Regions from separate parts of the Homo sapiens genome. Here region 1 is linked to region 2. Evidence: chromatin loops called from intact Hi-C (ENCODE). Cell type or tissue: PC-3. All regions are shown on one strand. Region 1 has its middle 46 kb from the start of COL5A2. Region 2 overlaps COL5A2 (collagen type V alpha 2 chain).

Evidence for each region. Hi-C counts contacts between places; a loop is a spot of excess contacts. Peaks named below come from ENCODE experiments on the same cell type or tissue, not always from the same donor. Only the 100,000 strongest peaks of a DNase experiment are listed, where the experiment ranks them.
Region 1: a loop joins it to region 2, with 5 times the contacts of the local background. A loop is called at or near these places in 1 of 110 quality-filtered maps.

What each region holds. Positions count from the first base shown.
Region 1 is chr2:189,223,270-189,228,269 of GRCh38, reverse strand. It overlaps a transcript of COL5A2 not described here. Among named protein-coding and RNA genes, the nearest start is that of COL5A2, 46 kb to the right of the region's middle. In PC-3, no CTCF peak of the experiment used is centred here; a DNase peak (open chromatin) is centred at 2,079; H3K4me3 peaks cover 2,691 bases; H3K27ac peaks cover 3,892 bases.
Region 2 is chr2:189,112,824-189,117,823 of GRCh38, reverse strand. All of the region lies in intron 1 of COL5A2 (collagen type V alpha 2 chain), which reads left to right. Among named protein-coding and RNA genes, the nearest start is that of MIR3129, 18 kb to the left of the region's middle. In PC-3, a CTCF peak has its summit at 2,522 (motif pointing left); no DNase peak of the experiment used is centred here; H3K27ac peaks cover 1,464 bases.

The DNA of each region.
Region 1 (5,000 bases), 110 kb before region 2:
TTAGCTTTTTTTTCTATTTCTACTTCCTAAGGTATAGAATTAGGTTGCTTTAGATCCTTCTTTTTTAACGTAGGCATTTATTGCTTTAAACTTCCTTCAGAATTGCTTTTGCTGCATCCCATAACTTTTAATATGTTGTGTTTTCATTTTTATATGTCTCAAAATGTTTTCTAATTTCACTTTTCATGTTCTTATTTTGCCCATTGGTTGTTCAAGAATGTGTTGTTTAGTGAATTTTTGTTTTCTTTCTGCAGTTGATTTCCAGTTGCATTCTATTGTGATCAGAAGAGATACCTATATGATTTCAATCTTATAAATTAGTTAAGTTTTGTTTTGTGACCTAGTATGTGATCTATACTGGAGAGAAGAATGCATATTCTGTGTCTGTTGCTTGAAATGTCCTGTATACGTCTCTTAGGTCTATAGTGTTCTTCAAGTCCTCTGTTTCTTTATTAATCTTCTGTCTGGATATTCCATCCATTATTAAAAGTGGTTTTTGAAGTTTCCTACTTTATATTGTTGGTGTCTATTTCTTCCTTCACTTCTGTCAATATTTGCTTTATGTATTTAGGTGCTCTATATTGGTTGCATATATATTTATAATTATATCTTCCTGGTAAATTGAACCTTTTATCATTATGTAATATTCTTTGCTTCTTGTTACAGTTTTTGACATAATGTCTATTTTGTCTGTATAAGTATGGCTACTTCTGTTTTGTTTTGATTACCGATTACGTCAAATATCTTTTTCCATTCTTTTGTTATTTGTGCCTTACATTTAAAGTGAGTCTCTTATAGATGGCACATAGTCGGATCTTCTTTTTAGTTTAATCTATTCAGCCACTTTGTATTTTGATTGGTGAATTTCATCCGTTTACATTTAAAGTAATTACTGATAGAGGAGAACTTATTGCTGTTTTGTTAATTTGTTCATACACTATTTTCATGAGCTTACTGAGCATCTTTATTTATGATGTTTATTTTTGAATTATATTTTAGGTAATTCATAACCTGTATCTTTAGGGTCAATTTCTGGAGATTTATTTTGTTCCTTTGATTGGGCCATTTTTCCCCCCATTTGTGTTGGTGTCTGGATATTTGAAAATACAAACCACCTCTCTCACTCTTTGTAAACTAGCTTTATAATAGAGAAAAACTTTCACCAATTGGCCCAAGTAGAGATTCTGAAGGCCTCTCAAAGTTTTTCTGTGGATGTGTCTTTTCTGGGCTTTGCATGTGTAGATTTCTGTTTAGAAGAATTTGCTAGTTTCCTTTTTTCAGAAGTTCATAATCTTTTGCTTTCTCTGATGTCTGCCATCCTATGGTGGGCCCTCTGACCTGCTGTCAGACCATCCTATCTGAGCAGCAACATGCCGCTCAAATCTTTTATATTCTTGTTGGCTCCTGGCATCTAGAGTATGCTAGGTCCCATCTGCATTACCAGAAATTCAAGAAAGAAACCAGCCCCTTGGGCAGCCCCTCAAAAAGCTGGACTGTTGGACATGTGTTCCACTTTTCTCTTTCCTCCTTGAGGGGGAGGCCTCTGTCTGCGATACTGTGGTTCCTCTGGAGTAGCAGCATACACCCAGTTCTTTTTCTGTTCTCAGTGGCCCCCAAGCATCTAGAGTATGTCTGATGTTATCAGTGCTCCAAGACAGGCAAGACAAAAACCTCCCTGAGAAGTCAGAACATTGGATGTATGGGCTAGTCTTCTCTTTCTCTCACCAGGGAGAATCGAATCCAAAACTGGTAGTTTCCCTCCAATCACATGGTGCTCTGTCAGGCAGAAGGACTATGGTGAGAGGGTGACAAAAATTCTTCTACTTGCTTCAATGTGGCTGGCTTTGTGTTCTCCTGGGATGCAGGTGCCTCTTAACTGGTTTTGGGATTTCTCATAAACAGAATTAGCCCATATATTGTTATTGATTTGATGTTTTGTGAGATGAAGGAGGTGCTTTTTATTACTACATCTTGCTGATGCCACTCCTCAATCATTCCTCTATTTACTATTAGGTTTTGCTATTTACATATGCTTTTGTTTGCTGAGTTTTGGGGAATGTCATTGCTAACAAATCATGCTCTATCATTTTTATCTGTAGTAGAGAAAATAGCTAGGAGATGTAGACATAATGACAGATACTATTTATTAAGCACTTTTATTGCATCCGGACATAACTGAAGTGTTTATGTGATGATATTTAATATTCATAAAAGCATTGTAGGCATATTGCCTTTGTTTTCCAATTTTGTAAAGGTGAAAACTAGTGCACAGAAATAATAATATGTAACTTTCTCAAAGTCATGCAGCTTAATAATAGAAGAACTGGGAATTAAACACAGGCAGTTCAACTTCAGAGTCTGTACCCAGGAGTCAGAGAAAGCACATATTGGTTCTGTACTCATGTAATTTAAATCACTGGTTGTTCTACAAGTGAAAAAGTATAAGAAACAAAACAAAACAAATCAGTATGGCAACCACACAAATAAGAAAATCAGAAAACCCTCCAAATTCTGTGTTCAACTTAGAACATATATATGAAATGGTGTTTTTTGTTTGCTTATTTTTTTTTGCTTTGGTTTTAAACAGTTTAATGTTCTTATTTTTCATAGCTGGAAAATATCTCTTTTTGCTGAAAAACTATTTTTCTCCAAAATACTGATTATATTCTCTGTGTTATAAATGGGAAAATGAAACAGGCCCTCACCAGATTTTTCATTTAGCAAAACTGTACAAAGAGAAGAAATCTGTTGTTTGGCCAAATTTGAATACAGATTTCCCTGAGAGTCTGACTGTGAAAAATAAGCTGTGGTAAGAGTTTTTTAGGTTAAGATAATACTAAACACTATATTGAAGATGGGAGAGGTGATTGCCATTTTTCAACTAGTCCATCTGGGTCAGTTTGATATGAATATTTTTCTTTATTTTTACCTCATTAGGAACTAACTCCTGTTGTATCAAAGGTCTTGAGAACTCTGGCCACCTGCCACTCATCTGTGCTATACCCAATAGCAGCCTTATTAGGCTTTTGGATCCTAGAGTTGCTGCTATCTCTCGTACCACAAAACCACCTGCTTCTGATTCTCTAGGAAGACTGCTGAGAGTCAACATCGAGCCACTGGTGGTATGTACAGTATAAAGAGTTTTGATTAAGCTTGGTTAATTGTCCCTCAGTATAGTTTTAGTATATATACCCCATAATATCTCTGTGTTAACTCCTTGCCAGTTTTATAATTGTAAAATGTCTCATTGTTTTGATATGCATTGCAGTTGATTTATTTTTTATTAACTTGTATTCTTTCGTGACATGCCTGCTGTGTCTCTTGTCTGTCTTTCTGTTAAAAGATTTTAATTGGTTTTTAAGAATTCTTAGCAAATCAAGTATATTGACTCTGCCTTTCATATAAGTTGCAAGTATTTCCTCCAGTTTTTTTTTATATGTTCTTACTTTCACTTAATGGTTTTTGGATGCATAGAAAGTTTTGACTTTTCAAGTTGAAAAACTTATGTCATGCTTAGAATTGCTATTCATGCTTCAAAATTGTATTTTCTAGTTTTTATTTTTTAATATTAATTTTTTTTTGAGACAGAGTCTCACTCTGTCACCCAGACTGGAGTGCAGTGGCATGTTCTCAGCTCACTTCAACCTCCGCCTTTTGTGTTTAAGTGATTCTCCTGCCTCAGCCTCCCGAGTAGCTGTGACTATAGGCGTGTGCCACCATGCCCAGCTAATTTTTGTATTTTTAGTAGAGACAGGGTTTTGCCATGTTGGTCAGGCTGGTCTGGAATTCCTGACCTCCAGAAATCCGCCCGCCTCAGCCTCCCAAGGTACTGGGATTACAGGCGTGAGTCACCGTGCCCAGCCATATTTTCTAGTTTTAAAAAATAGTTTCCTCTTTCATATTTTATTATATCCTGTTCTATATTTTACCTCTCTCTAAATTGGAATGGTAAGTTATTTCTGGAAAATTACCTGGGGTAAGACAGGGAACTAACTTTATTTTTTACATGATTAGTCAGGGACTTCAGTGTCATTTATTTTTTTGGTTGTGTTTAATTTTTGACATACATTTTGCTCATTGGAGAAGAAACTTTTTTTTTTAGATTTTATCCCCAGTTTACCTCTTCACAACAGGAAACAGGCAGTTATTTTTATGAAAGCATCCTTTCATCTTTTTCTTCTTCTCTCTCAGCTTCCTTTGGCACCACCCCTCCTTCCCTGTTGTTATCTCTCATTTTCATATTTAATATATTTTACGTAATTTTTCTTAGAGGTATCACAATGTGACAGAATTTTCTTAACTGAACTTTTTATTGAAGTATAGTGTACATACAGAAAAGTACGTGTATAATTTGTGTACAACCCACACAATACATTTGCTTAGAGTGAACAGACCCTTATAGCTAGGGCACAGGTAAGTAAACAGAATCTTATGAGCAACTTAGAATACTCCCCTAGTATCCAGCTCCAATCAGTACCATCTATCCCTTCCCCTCAAGTTAACCATTATTATGAATTGTAGCACCAAAGTTTACTTCATATAAATAGAAATATACAGGATGGAATAACAATGTAGCTCCTTTTGCTCATCATGTTTGAAAGATTTTTGCATAATTGTGTGTAATTATAGATCATTCATTTTTATTGCTGTATGACTATAACCACAAATTTATTTATCCACGATGTTGTTGATACACACGTGGGCGGTTGCTGGCTTTTGGCTATTAAGAATGGTTCTGCTATAAATATTCTTGTGCATGTCTTTTCATGAACACACATATTCCTCTACAAGTTCATTGGCTTTTTCTAGACTTCTTGGTTTATTTCTGAGCTTCCAACTGCCTAGCTTGGTCTAGTGTTCACAGAGACTCAGTGAATGAGGAGAATGATTTGAATTTGGAAAAAAAGGAAGTGGATATGGATTAGGCAGGTGTAGGCCAGGCTAGCTATTTGCATAGAATTCTGTTCAGTGTATGGCTTTGTTGCATTAACTCTTATAAG
Region 2 (5,000 bases):
CTATCATGGGGTGACAAACAATAAACATAATAAATTCAATATATAGTAGGCTTGAAAGTGGTAACTACTACATTAAAAGAAAAAAAAAAAAGAGTAAGAATTAGTGAATTGAGAGTGTTATGGTTGTATGTGTGTGTAGTCATGTGCAATTTTTTTGGTAAGGTGACCAGAGTAGGTAACATTTGAGCTAAGACCAGAAGGAGATGAAGGAAATCTGGAATGTGGATACTATATATTACTGAATATTTACTTCTCCTTTGAAAGAGAAACAGTTAAGCAGATTTTTGTCTCTCCTGTTGATCTCAAGCAATATTAGGCTAGGAGAGATTAAGTAGACATCATTCAGAACACTTACAAATGTTTCATGTATTTAGGTAGGCAGACACATTTGGCATAGCTCTGTACCAAACTTATTCACTGAGGATTAATATTTAAGATTAGAACTAAGGTTGGCTATAAAAATTACTGCTGAAATTTCTAGTGTATAGATTATAGAGTTGGCTCAATTCTCTTTGTGCTGTTTTGCAGCTATTTAGTAGTTTGAGGTATGTGGGAAAAAAAATCTATGTCAAATGCATTAGCAGACTGAAATCTGCTCTTCCAGACAGAACTGTAGATGAGCATTGCATGTGCAGTATGTGTAGTTTTAGTTTCACGTTTTGGCCACAGTCATTTAGATTTCCCAATGATACATGGAAAAAAACTTAAGTATACCTAATATGAGAGTTTTTCCTTTCTATTTTTTCCATTTTAAGTAAAGTAAAAACAGCAGTTTTACTAGTTAACTGAAAAACTTTGCTTATGAGATTGGAAAACATTTAATGGTTGCACTGAAGAAACCAACCACCTTCACAGACAGTTTATCAAATTTTTTAAATTCATATGCTCACTGAAATGCATTGAAATGAAGCTTTCTATGAGTCATCTCCTTTTCAATTTTTCAGATTTCAAGGAAAATTTTCAAAATTGTCATTATATTGCTTTAGAATATAAAACATGATTGTCCTTAGTGGAACAAAAATTTAACTCAGCTCAAATAATTATTGAATGCCTACTCTTGTTCAGTTGGTACAAGGAAAAAAGGAGCAGGGCACAGAAAAAGTAATAATTTGGATAACTATCCTAAAACCAGATTTAAGCTTGCGGGGCTCACTAGAAAGTAAAAGTCTTTGCAGTGGATTGAAGAACAGAAGATGTAAAACCCCATAGGCCTACCCCATACATACTTATCCTCCCACCATCCCATAGATCTTGAGGCTGAGATAGAAAAAAATTGTCAAAGTATGTAATAGATCCCCCTCAGGTATCCCTGGTGGCTTCATATGTATCTAACTTTTCAAATTTGGGAGTTGTTTAAGGAAAGCAAAATGAGGAATGTGGAATTTTTGGCATCTCCTCTGCATGGTCTAAAGAAGGAATTGAATGCTGTCCCTCTTCGTCTTTCCCTTCTAATGATAAACAGTGCCCTAGAGCAGAAGGAAGGGAAGGATTTCCTTGGTAGGTTCTCTGGAACCCCATCCAGGAGCCCACGCTCTGCTGTGCATTACTAAAGGCAGCATCTGTGGCATCCAGACTGACACGTGGGCGGCTTTATTACCTCCTCCTTTGTCCCACAAGGCATTCTCTCTCCACTTCATGAGGCCACCAGCTGACAGTGTCATGATTATAGTCCCTCAAGGACCTTTACAGTCAGAGAAACTTTAAGTAATGGTAGCCCAGATCTTCACAATCCCAAAAGGGACCTAAATCTGCTGGGTCAGGAAGGCTGAAGGGTTGCTGTAGCTTTCTGAAGGTTGTTCTAAAATATGAACTGTTGTGACTGACACAGTCTTCTTCCTTTCTGGTCACACAGAGGCCTGAATGTCAGGGACACACCTGGTAAGAACCACCAAGTGACCATTCCCTTTCATTCAAAAAAGGGTTCCTAAGAGCACATCCTCTCTGGAAAGATTAGGGAAGGAGGAAAGAGAGCTAAAAGTGCTTATCTTTTTAATAGGCATATCAATGAACTAGTTCCTTACTTTCCTCATTCACATCTGCATTCATCAATGCTACACATACGTTTATCAAAGACGGATTATATAACATTAAATGTGAAGGTTGCTGAGGTAAACACAGTTCTGGCTGTCGAGGAGCTCACAGTCTCACAGCTCACAGGGGAAAATGATCAGCACAAACCTGTGTCTGAATAAGAGATTTAAAATTTTTATAACACGTGTGTGCTGTGTATTATTTCTGCTTGAAAGAACTTTAGTTAATGGCTAGAGAATATCTAACATAATTTTAGGGACTTTTATTTCATATATTTTTCAAAGCCTGTAAGTAGACTCCAATAATTTAATATGCAAATACAGTCGTCTCTCTTGGCCAGTCCAAGGTTTCAATATGGCCGTTTCTATGCAGGCTTTTTTTTTTTCCCCCACAGGTGTAATTGTGTGAAAAAATGTGGATGCAGGGCATACCATATAGTTGGCAAGCTGCAATTGTGATAATTTAGTTTCTAATTGTTATAATAAGATGGTGGATTTGGTCTGCCATCTAGTGATTAAGAACTGAATTCTTACAACTAAATTTAAAAGCACTTAAGATTTATGAGAAGAGAAATCTATGAGGATATATGAGAAACAGAAAAATTGAGTTGATTTCAAATAAAATGTGATCAGATAAAATATATCTCTTTTCTGTAATATATCAGTGCCACAATTGTTGTGGGAATGACTTCACAATGGATTCAATTTATTGGAACATTTGGTGAGGGTAAAAGAATCTTGTAGGTTGGGAGATAAACATGAAAATTACAAAATAGTGATGGTATTATCAGATTTCTACCAGTCCTAATCAATTTTAGGAAAGTTAAACATAAACAGCAAAAAATACAAGTAATGCAAAATTATAGTTTTGGCGTTCTTTTTTAGATTATATAAAAATATTTATCTAATTTTTAAATTTAAATTTTATTTTTATTTTAAGTTCCAGGGTTTATGTGGAGGATGTGCAGGTTTGTTACATAGGTAAACGTGTGCCATTGTGGTTTGCTGCACCCATCAGCCCATCACCTAGGTATTAAGCCCAGCATGCATTAACTATTTTTTTCTAATTTTTACTAATGCTCTCCCTCCCGCAACCCCACCCTACTCCCTGACCGGCCCCAATATCCAGGTATTTTAAGAAACATTTTTTTTTTTTTTTTTTAAGTCCTGGGCCTTGAATCTAAGCTTTGGACGTCAGCTTGGGTTAATTTTATGATTTGGATAGAGAAATCAGGAGGACAGAATTGAATTTCTCAGAATGTCATTTGAAAATTTTTGTTATTTTATACTGTGTTGTCATTTATAAAATAATTCTATTATGACAACTTTACTGCAATATTTTTCAACAAATTGGCTGCAATTTTGCTTTCTATTTTACTTTTCTTTTCGTTTAAGTAAATGTCTGTGTAGAAAACAGAAGGGACAACTTAATCATATGGTGTACAACTACCATGTAGATCCGTGAAAACTGCAAGACACCCTGTATTTTCTACCCACTGTTTCTTTGTACATGTCTTTCATTCAGACATGGACAATGAGAGTTCACTGAGTTTTTGAGCCCTCTGTGATGTGTATGGATTCTTGTCTGAGTGAAGAGAAGACAAGGTTTAACAGTGAATGTGGTTTTTCGTCTCCTTGCTATTTAAAAGCATTCCAACTAACTTTCCACATCATCTTAAATTTAATTATAAATTCTCAGGAGAAGGGAAGCCATGATGACTCAGAGTATAAAACTAACCTTTAACATTATCATTTAAAGAAAGTAATCCAGTGGCCCACTTCTTTGCCCCTTGAGTTGAAGTTATGTTGTCTTAAACTTTCAGAAAGAAACTGCTCTTCTAGGTGTTAACACAAGACTGAGACAATGTGTCTTTTTATTCCAACCCTAAAGGAGCCACAAGGAAGAAGATAAGCTACTCCTTGAAGAGTTCCTCACATATTTTAATATTTAATTGACATCATTACGTGTCATCTTGTTTTTGTTTTTCATATTCTCTGCTTCCAAATATCTAATTATCCCATCAGCATATATATCCTTATATATAATATATATCCAATAATAACATATTTTGTTATAATAATTCATTTTATAAATCTTCAGGGGATAACTTATCCTGTTCTCTATGGCTCCTTCAAGATTTATACAATAAACAAACATATATTATATAATTAAAATTATATAATAAGTTAATTATATTCATCTATTATATAACAAATATAGCACTCCACAATGTTATATATATAAAACATACATATATTGTTATATGTGTAACATATATAATATATATAATACTCCACAATAATATATATTTTGAGGACAGAAAGGAACACATATGCTTCCTTCTTGTCTTTTCTTTTTGTGAGTCCAGGTCTCACTCTGTTGCTCAAGATGGAGTGCAGTAGCATAGCGTTCCCATAGCTCACTGCAGCCTAGAACTCCTGAGCTAAAATCATCCTCCTACCTCACCTTCGGAGTAGCTGGAGCTACAGGCACAAGCCACTGTGCCTGGCTAACTTTAAAATTTTTGCAGAGATAGTATCTCACTATATTGCCCAGGCTGGTCTTGAACTCTTGGCCTCAAGCAATCCTCCCACCTTGGCCTCCCAACATGCTGGGATTGTAGGTGTGAGCCACTACACCCAGCCACATATGCTTTCAATATTTTGCACAATTAGTACTAGGCACATATGCACTTAACTCCCAGCACCCCCACCCAAGAGTGTGTAATGAGAGAAACAAGCTAATTGAAGTAGTATCTCATTTTCAGGTAATAGCATTTAACATTTGTAAGTGGATATTTCCTTCTCAATCATAAAACTTAATGAGCAAAATTACCCTTAAGTTATCTACTTAATGGAATTGTTCAGTGAACTATAGACATAAGCCCATTTTTATACAGGTTGTGTCTTTGGAAATGTTATTCATGGAATTACACTGTGTTAAAGTGATATTTCATCTAAAAGTCACAC